Linked DNA regions of Mus musculus: region 2 is linked to region 1. A link is a loop called in an ENCODE intact Hi-C map of the cell type or tissue named here. Cell type or tissue: left cerebral cortex. All regions are shown on one strand. Links, peaks and the distances in the headings refer to the core of each region. The heading gives the core; the rest is flanking DNA.

Region 1 (5,386 bases), core at 277-5,276:
GGAAGATGTATGAACGTCGGTTTATAATTGTTCTGTGTAAAATCATTGTGACACTCTTCTTCAAGGCTCTCCCTGTCTTCAGCTTTGGATAGAAAATTGGTTGCAATTTCCCATCCCTGAGCCTCACCTCCAAATCTTATGCCCTATCTGACCTTTAAAATTAAGGCAAATTGGGGCTGGAGAGATGGGCAAGAATATTTGCTGTACAAGCTTGAGGACAAAGGTCCTCAAATCTCCAGCAGCTGTATTAAAAAAAAAAAAACCAGCAACATGCACCTGTGTATACCTGTAATTTCAACATGGGGGGTGGGGGTGGGGCGGTCCAAGACAGGAAGACCCTGGGAGTTTGTTTACCACCTAGTCTAGCTTTCAGTTCAATGAGACTCTGTCTCAAAAGAATAAGGCAGAAAGTAACAGAGGAAGACACTTGATAGATACTCTCATCAGCTCTCTGCACAGACATACACATCCAGGTGCATGTAACTAACTAACTAACTAACTAACTAGCTAACTAACTCTCTCTCTCTCTCTCTCCTTTCATTAATTAATTTATTTATTCACTTTGCATCCTGATCACATCCTCCTACTGTTCCCCCTCCACACACACACACACACACACACACACACACACACACACACACACACACAAACCCTCTCTCTTCTATGATGGTGGAGGCCCCTCCTGGTTATCCCCACCCCCATCCTGGCACATCAAGTCTCTGCTGGGCTAGGTGCATCCCCTCCCACTGAGACCTGACAAAGGCAGTCAGAGTTCTTCTGATAGCATACTTGTTCAGCTTCCCAGCATGGTGCTTAGCAAATACCTTCTAGTATGAAAGAGAGGGTGTAACTGAATCCCATTATTGTCAATACTCTGAAGACAAACTGAGTTACACTTCTGCCCCACTTGGAGCTTTCAGAGACTTCCTGCTGCTTTTAGCACCAGGAAATTACAATGGCACTCCTGTTCTTCCTCGAGGAGGCAGCCCACTCCTCTCTGGGTAACTGATGAGAGTGTAAGGTAGCTTGTGGCTGCCTCCAGTGGACTTGCCTGACTGGGTCCCCTCTGCTCCTCTGTCCCATGCCACCTACCACCTTGTCACACTCATCTCTTCTCATTTGTCAGCATATTCTGTCACTAGTTCATTGAACTTTCCACCCAACTTTCAGCTCCACCTGATACATCTCTCCCTCTTCTTATCTCTCATCACAGACATTCAGACATGCTCATTCGGTGAATTGTTTCCGCTATCAAGTGTGATAGTTAATGACCCTGCCAGCTTTCTCGAAGTCATTGCCAAGACTCCTTTACTTTTGATGCATGATTTCCCAGCATTAGCATTCTGAAAAACATCACCAAGGATTTTTTTTTTTTCAGATATTTGTCGTCAGGCAACTGATGACATCTCTCGAAACTTTCCCCTTTTCACTCAAGAATGTGTTGCTGGATGTCATTATCACAGCAAGCACAGTTTGCTGTAATGGAGAAAGGAAGTCTATGTTTTGAAGGCTTTAAAAAAACAAGACATTCGTGTCTGCCATGTAGGCGTGCTTGGGGCTAGATCATGTCCCGAGCCAGCAGTTTGCCTTTCCTGTGCCCTTTGTTCCATTCTAGTCTAGGCTCTGGAGTCTCACAGGTGCTATCCATCATTTTCTATTTACAGGTGGGGAAATAGAGGTTTGGATAAGGTGATCAAGAGCTCACTAAGTGGGAGCAGAACTGGGTAGGTTGACCCCATTTCCTTACAGTGATCATTTGTAAGTACTGCAGTACAGGTACTAAAGGTGTACAAAGAGACAATGATCGAAAGTCAGAGAAGTGTCTCCAATAAGCTTTCTTCATCGTGGCCTACGTGGGGTGTGGAGCCTTAACATAAGCATAAAGCATTCCTCAGGAGTTATGACTGCAATGCCGTCCTCAGATGATCCCTTTGCCCGAGCCTCCAACAGTATCCCCAAACCAATAGCATCAGAGAGTTAGATACGTTAGAGCAAAATGACTTCACATAAACATGTTCAATTTCAGCTACTCCAGATTATATACATGAGTGACTAAAAAGATGTGAAGAGCAAATCTAAGCCAGGCAGATTATTTTTACACTTCCTTCCATCCCACAGAGCCCAAGTTAGGATACCTCCCACCATTCCCCTCGATTTTCAAAGAAATAAAGACGAAAATATTTGTGGAGTAAACAGAAGCAGCAGCAGGACCTTTATTATAATCCCGGCTCACACACAACTGTTGTGCGAAACTACAATGCTACTAGTGCTGGTCTCAAACCTTGTCTGGTTTTGGATGAGCCACCAACAGAGATCTGTGATTGCTGGCTTCCATGTTTTGTACTCTCTGCCCCAGAAAAGGCTCATTATAGCAGCTCTAGCTAAGGAACAGTTTTTGTGGCTGTGTGCCTGACAAAAGGGGCAGCAGATGCTTTTGTTCTGGCTTCCTACAAATGCTATAAGAAAGTATACCAAGACTGGGTGGTTTTAACAACAGGGATTTATTTTCCCATAGTTCCGACTGGAGGCTAAGATCAGCATGCTATCAGAGATGGCCTTTCCAGAGACTTCTCTCCTTGGTGGCCTCTCTGTGACCTCATATGTGACCTTTGCTCTCAGTTCTTCTGTCCTTACCTCTTCTTTTAAGGACACCAAGCAAATTGGATTAGACCGACTCCCTACTACTCATGCCCAGTTTTAACTTATTAATTCTTTAAAGTCCCTATCTTCAAGAAAGTTTACCTGGAGGACTGGGTTTGGAACTTCAGCATATGAATTTGTGGGGAAATGATTCAGCTCATCACAGGGTCCACAGTGTTCTAAGTGACCATTTGGGAGCTCAGGCTGTGTTTCTAATAAGGCACAAAACTGTGAACACTCCATTTGAGTTGTGGGTTGATCTCAGGCCATTGATCATGGCTTCCCCTGTCCTGTCCATGTATTTCTAGACACACAGAAGAATCTTGAAGAAGCTCAGGAAAAGTCCTGCTTCCCACTACCATACCATCAGCATGTCCTGGCAACAACACATGTCTCCCCCCTGTTCCCAAACAGGGGCGAAAACCTTTGGCTTCTTCAATAGTCCATTGCCTCCTGAGTGCAAATCTTTGTGGTTGATGTGTGAAAATTTACACTTTAAAAAAAAATGGCTCTTTCACTAATTCTCTTTTAGGTTAAACCCTAAGAACCCAGGTCTCAACTCTGTGTTAGAACAGTTTTATTGGATATTTTATGTATTTACATTTCAAATATTATCCCCTTTCCCAGTTTCCCCTCTGGAACCCCTCTATAACATCCCCTCCCCCTGCTTCTATGAGGGTACTCATCCACCCATCCACCCACTCCCACCCCACTGCCCTAACATTTCCCTACACTGTGGAATGGAGCCTTCACAGGACCAAGGGCCTGTCTTCCCATCGGAGCCAGACAATGCCATCCTCTGCTACATAAGCAGCAGGAGTCATTGGTCCCTCTATGTGTATTCTTTGGTTGGTGGTTTAGTCCCTGGGAGCTCTAGGGAGTCTGGTTGGTTGATATTGTTGTTCTTTCTATGGGGATACAAACCCCCTCAGCTCCTCCAGTCCTTTCTCTAACTTCTCTATTGGGGATCCCGAGCTTAGTCTAATGGTTAGCTGTGAGCATCCGCCTCTGTATTTGTCAGGCTCTGGAAGAGCCTCTCAGAAGACAGCCATATCAGGCTCCTGTTAGCAAGCACAAAGGAAATGTGGTAGATGTTTTAAGTTTTGTTGCTCAGTAAAACTTTTCTTTTAAAGTTTAGAGACAGATAACCATCAGTGAGGCTCTAAAGGCTTCTGCGTATTTTGCAAAATCTAAATCTATGTCAAAAGATTGAATTGCCTCTTTCCATGGACGGGTAAGAAAGATTAAGATGAAAGAAAGAGAGATGGGGTGGGGATAAAGGAGTATGGAGGTGCAAATCTTGACTGTGGCATTTATCAGAAAGTGTTTACTACTGCTATGTACTTTTCGGGATATATACTCAAGGGCCTTATGAAGGTGTGATTGGAACAGAGGTCATGGCTGTAATGTGTGAAGGGATAAAGCCTCAAGCTATACTAAAGTAGAAACTTAAGGGTTCTTTAAAAACTCAATTGTGTTAGATGGTGTTTTATTAGGGCAAACAAGTAAAAGAGTGTTTCCTCCTCCTCTTCCTCCTCCTCCTCCTCCTCTTCCTCCTCCTCCTCCTCCTCCTCCTCCTCTTCCTCCTCCTCCTCCTTCTTTTGAAGTGAACAGAGGTGAAAGGCTAAGACAGATTTGTAAAAGAAAGTTTCACTAAAGCAGACACAAGAGAAAGTATTTCTACTAAAACAAATACTTGAAAGGACACATGATGAGAGATTCTTTACTAATGGTACATGTGTATTGGTCCACCTTACATTGCATAGCTGGTTTACATTTGTTGGAACTCCATAGAGAAAAACAAACCAAAAAAACTTCTGGTGATGTACTACAGCTTTTTTCCCCCTGCTTCTGTGGACTAGGACTGATAGACAGAGGGATGTCAGCTGAGACAGGCACATGTGCTAAGATGAGACATATGCTGAAGCAAGACCCATAGAGGATATGTGATGTTTAGAGGGATATAAACAGAACTGGACTGACAGTAAAGGAGGCTGAGCTTGGCTTACTTAAAGAACTAGCTGGATTACACTTGCTGGCCTCACATCTTTGCTGATCTTCGGTGATCTTCGTTTTGCTGAGAAAGACACAGCTAAGGACTTTTCCTGGCATTCCTCCTGATCCCTCCTGCTGACTTGTGCTGAGGCTGAGGCCTAGTTGTTACAGCTAGGTCATGCCACTGCTATTGCTGACAGGACTCGAACTAGACTGCTAATATTTTCATGAGAGATTTAGAAGTATATTAAGCTCTACTGAACAGTCAAAATGCAGGAAAGACAGGTGAATGGTGTGGGCTGAAAGCTGATAGTCATATCCTCAGTGTGACCCTACCCCACCCTGCATATTCCTTCAAACCCCTGGCCTCTTGAAAAATCTGTACTGGTACAAACAGAATTACATTAAGCAAAATACCTACTTTGAATTTTAAATTTTGTTTGTATCTCAGGCTGGTGATTCCCTCAGCAATGCATTCTTTTGGTGCTGGGCAATCATGGGCAACTTTTAGCCAGTCGGTGCTCTTCAGTGGACTGTGTTGCTAAACTGCTGTGTTGCTGGGTGTCTTAGTTAGGGTTTTACTGCTGTGAACAGACACCATGACCAAGGCAAGTCTTATAAAAAAACAACATTTAATTGGGGCTGGCTTACAGGTTCAGAGGTTCAGTCCATTATCATCAAGGTGAGATCATGGCAGTATCCAGGCAGGCATGGCACAGGAGGAGCTGAGAGTTCTATGTCTTCATCCAAA
Region 2 (5,386 bases), core at 147-5,146, 140 kb before region 1:
AGACCTCAAGAAGTTAGACTCTAGAAAAACAAATAAACATATTAAAAATGTGATACAGAGCAAAACAAAGAATTCTCAACTGAGGAATCTGGAATGGCCAAGAAGCACCTAATGAAATGTTCAACATCCTTAATCATCAGGGAAATGCAAATCAAAACAACCCTGAGATTCTGCCTCACATCAGTCAGAATGGCTGAGAAAAAAAAAAAAAAAAAACTCAGGTGACAGCAGATGCTGGTGAAGATTTAGAGAAAGAGGAACACTCCTCCATTGCTAGTAGGATTGCAGGCTTTTGCAACCACTCTGGAAATCATTCTGGCAGTTCCTCAGAAAATTGGACATAATACTACCTCAGGGACCCAGCTATACCACTCCTAGGCATATACCCACAAGATGCCCCAACATACAACAAGGACACGTGTTCCACTGTGTTCATAGCAGCCTTATTTATAATAGCCAGAAGCTGGAAAGAACCCAGATGCCTCTCAACAGAGGGATGAATACAGAAAATGTGGTACATTTACACAATGGAGTACTGTTTAGCTCTTAAAAACAACAACTTCATGAGATTCATAGGCAAATGAATGGAGCCATATAATCTAATATATATTGTTTTCTTACCAGTGACCACTTTAGATTTAATTTATATTTCTTTCTCACAATGTAAAGCACATTTAATAATGTTCCAAGAGTGCACAAAGCCTTGACTGTTCCAGTATTATTCAAAATTGCAAAGCTAAGCTCAGTTATGATGTCTTCTAGACACCACAAAGAAAGCCACAAATATTCAAGATGAAACAGCACAGTGTGCATTTATGGCTTTCTGTAATATTTCCGATGTGCTCTGTGTGGCTACTCTCTAGTTTTGCTGCAGCCCTGCTGTCCACAGCATTCCTCAGCAACCATTTCACATTCCTGACTTTTCTATCTTCATTGTCATGGATTTCTACTTTGCCCTGTCAAGGTTTCTGACCCTGCCAACCAGTTTAGCCTCCCAGCATTGCCTTTGAAAATTTACATTAAGCCTTCATGATTTTCTGTTCTGTACATCTGCAAATTCAGCATGTTTAATAGAGTGCAGAACAGAGAGATGATTAAACCATAGCCTAAGTGGCCTCTGGGTCACCTGACAGTTAAACATGGGGAAATTTCACCAGATAACCCAGCTTGATCAGGGTACCCTAGAGCTCTCCTTTGGAACAAAAATTCACAGAACAAAAATTCCTTTACATCTGTGAACCAGGGTGGGTAACACTGACTGCTACAATATCTTTAAGGCATATTTCTCTTTATTCTGGATCAAAGCACATGACTTCTGTTTTGTTTTTCTTTACTAGATATTTAATTCAAAACTTATCATTTTTCACATGGATTCTTTTTCTAAAATAACTTCTTTTAATTAGGTATTTTCTTCATTTACATTTCCAGTGCTATCCCAAAAGTCCCCCATACCCCCCCCCCACTCCCCTACCTATTCACTCCCACTTCTTGGCCCTGGCGTTCCCCTGTACTGAGGCATATAAAGTTTGCATGACCAATGGGCCTCTCTTTCTAGTGATGGCCAACTAGGCCATCTTTTGATACATATGCAGCTAGAGTCAAGAGCTCCGGGGTACTGGTTGGTTCGTATTGTTGTTCCACCTATAGGGTTGCAGATCCCTTTAGCTCCTTGGATACTTTCTCTAGCTCCTCCATTGGGGACCCTGTGTTCCATCCAATAGCTGACTGTTTCACATGGATTCTTGCAAGTGTTTTCCCTTCAAATTTGTTCATTATGTAATATGAAAACCTCACAAGATAAGCTTTTTTCTATTTATTTTTATTTGCTATTTGAACTTCATTATATGTATTAATTATTCACTATCTACAGGACCCTCAATGATACTCATGAGACATTTAACAACTGTTTGTTGAATAAATGACTTTATCACCAAACCAATATCAACAGGACAGGGTCTCATTTGCTACAAAGTAGCCACCCTCATCACAGCAATACACTGTGCCCTGATTCTACTATAAAATCCATAGCACTCTTTTTGGTCCTTCATATCACAAAGTTCCTAGAGACTGTAACATGAATATATTTTTGAGAATGGAAACCATTGCCCCTTTCTTTCAATTTACCTAACCTAATATTGAAGAGATATAATTGTTCCTCAGCATGGATGTGCAGAAAAGATCATGTAACTTTTGATAATAAAATCAATATATGCTGAAAATGTGTTTCTGCTTAGGATGCTCTACCAATGATACCTCTAAGAAATCCTGATGTATTTACTTAAGGTGAGGAGTCATTTCTGTCTGCTACAGCTTATAAAAATGAGAGAACACAAAACCCTTCATGGGATGGCCAGGAGTTTTATTATCCACTCTAGTTTCTTTAGTGGCTGAAGTTATTATGGAGACCATGGGCTTGATGGACGTCTCGAGTACTGGGTATATAGAATGGATGGCCTGAGTTTATTTCTGTTGCTGAAGTTTTCTTACTAATAGTCCAGATATCATGGGTCCATGCTCTCAAAATTATAGTTTTTTAGAAGCATAGGTTCTCTAATTTCAGGCAGCCCATACTCAATATTTTCCTGAAATCCCAGAGTGGCTAGATCAGCTTCAACTTGGTTGTGATCTTGAGGAGGAATGAGGCCTGTTAAAGAAAGAGCTCCCCTAATGTTGATGCTGTCAGTATCTGGGCCATTACATAAAGGGCTTTGAGTTTCAAGAAGAAACTTACTAAAGGCATTCCTCCATCTCACTTCATATCTTACCCATTTTGCAGCAATAACATCCTGAATTCAAGGGGGCTTCTGCTAACACTGAGCCAGTAATGATAGCAGCATCAGTGAAAGTGCCTAATTCTGAGACATTTATCAAAGTAGTCTTCTTGTAACTTTATCATACTACTACTATTCAGTAGGAAATTGTGACTCATTTCCCTCCTCCATTGTCACTTGCTGGTTTAAGTTGAATTAACTTCTTACATAGACACTTTCCAAAGATTTCTAACAGCTCTTGTCTCCTCAAGTCTCACATTACTTCAATCCTTATGAAGCTTTCTTAGAACCATCTGTTTTTGTTTTGTAGAATGGCCATTTATCTATTCTACAATATCCCAAGGTCTTTGAAAACCCCTGGCTTTCTAAGCTTGCTATTCTGTATCCTCTATCTTCAAAGTGAACATGCAAAGTGAGTTAGGTTTAGTAGAAACACTTGTCATTTGTAATGTCATCTTTTTCTGTCTCTATTCCCAATTTCCTAACAGTTTCACGGGGTTCTCACTTCATATTGTCCTCAGTAGATTTAACCAAAGCATGTCCAAATAAATGAAAGAGTAAAAGTGTATTACAGTCTTAATTTCTTATGCACAGCAACTTCTTAGAGTTGTATGACTCAACTCCACTCAGCTGCTGTTAAAATAAATATGAGTATGATGAGATGAAATTTCTGAGCATCATGGTCTTTCATAAACGATATTCATTTATCATTATGAATATAAGTCACTGCAGAAAAGATCCAAAGTGGCAAGTTGGATATATATCTTCTGGAGTAAACTATCATTCTTTAGGAAGATGTTGTGAGCTGCAGTAGAATAACAATGAGGGCTGATACATTTTCTATCTTCCTTATTTCTGGAGTAAGCCGTGATTTTAGGTGGAGATGTTGTGAGCTGTGATAGAGTAACCATGAGAGATAATTCCTTTACTACCATTCTTCAACCCCAAAGTGAAATCATATCACACCCCAGACTGATTACAGAGAAGAAGGGAGCATCTCAAATAATCAGTAAGGAAGATTATCATTCAAACTAGCAGTTCTGACACAAAACAGGAATATGACCTTCTTGAAATAGAAAATATAAATAACATTTATCTAAAGCATCAAACCCTTGTAGTTTGCATTTGATAATAAACATAAAATACCTCCTTCATTTGAGGAGTCTGACAGCCAGTTTTGTCCATATGAAATTCTATATATCTTATAAATTGCTCCATATTATTGTAAGTCCATGCTCAGGCACATTAGGAGTAGAACAACACAGCATCAAAATTCAAAACACTGTCATATATAGGATGTGTGTGTGTGTGTGTGTGTGTGTGTATCAATAAATATGGCTAATAATGATACAAGTAAATCACACATGGTAAGGTTTTTTTTTTCAATTATGGAGACAAGAAAAGTCAACTTTGCAAACAGTTGAAAGTTGGTGAATAAAGTTCTTAGTTTTATAATGTGACTACATGACATTAATCATCCTAGTCTTGCGGAGCTTAAACTGACATCTAATGTTTACAGTGTGTGTGGCCAAAAGCAAGTTAATCCAATTTTCTGGCTTGCTTCTGTGTAATCTGAAAATATTATACTATCTATTCAAAGGCAATGCAAGGAAAAATGAAAAGCACTTAATAAAAGCATTCCCAAACTGCATAGCATAACACTTCAGCAAACCTCTAAAAGACCTTGACATGAAATGCTGAGGCTTTAGTAAAACTTAAACACTATTTCTTCCCAAGTTCATAATGGTGTACCAAATACAACTCCTGTAAATAAGTCAGCATTTATGACCAGGGTAAAAGAATGTGGATTTGAACTTTTATTTTTATATGAAAAAGTTATAAAGACTGGGACCAATAAGTCCACTCACAGAGAAAAATCAAATTTACCTTATCCCTTATGGACTGCTATGTGAAAACAGTGTGTGTTGGCTCACAAAGTCTGACAATAAAAGCTATTAGCTTTTTAAAAAGTCATCTGGGTCAAATTAAGCATTCAACAAATGGCACTTTTACCAGAACACTTTTCTTTCTTCAAAGCTGTCAAATTCACATGTTGTGTTACAAAGGTAGATTGTCAAGGCGTCTCTAATGAAGAGCTGTCAATTTTATAAAAAGTGATTTGTAAAATTTATAAATTGAGTCTGATATAAATTGGGTGTTTTAGCACTGAATGTTAGCTACTCAGGTTGTAAGAGTGCGTGCACCTTTTTCTAATACTGACAAAACAAAAATAAAACAAACAAAACTCACTTTTATCACATGAATTGTATTGCGTACAACATGTGGCAAAACAGTTACAGAAATGTGACATTAGGTAACAGTGAGTTATGACAATGAGTAGGATCTTTAAACCAAACCGAGGAAGAAAATGTTGCAGATTTCAAGTTTTAGTTCTGTTCTCACCACGGATGAAGCATGTCTGCTGGCTCTTTGATTGAGTAAAGAGTAGTCATGAGGTTCTAGATACCTTGCACCAGTAGAAATACTTTCTCAACTGTGGAGCGCTGCTCAGTGACTGCCTCTCTGTCATGCTGCTTTTATTGTTAGGGTTTATATTGAGTTAGTCTTTTAACTGGAAAATGAGTACAAATTTAGATGTAATGTTTTCCTCATGG

Evidence for each region. A loop is a pair of places that touch in the nucleus more often than their neighbours do. Peaks named below come from ENCODE experiments on the same cell type or tissue, not always from the same donor. Only the 100,000 strongest peaks of a DNase experiment are listed, where the experiment ranks them.
Region 2: a loop joins it to region 1, with 2.4 times the contacts of the local background. A loop is called at or near these places in 2 of 42 quality-filtered maps.

The regions. Positions count from the first base shown.
Region 1 is chr7:63,083,797-63,089,182 of GRCm38, forward strand. No RefSeq gene overlaps it. Among named protein-coding and RNA genes, the nearest start is that of Chrna7, 130 kb to the right of the region's middle. In left cerebral cortex, for the core only: no CTCF peak of the experiment used is centred there; a DNase peak (open chromatin) is centred at 2,309.
Region 2 is chr7:62,946,083-62,951,468 of GRCm38, forward strand. No RefSeq gene overlaps it. Among named protein-coding and RNA genes, the nearest start is that of A26c2, 130 kb to the left of the region's middle. In left cerebral cortex, for the core only: no CTCF peak of the experiment used is centred there; a DNase peak (open chromatin) is centred at 2,936.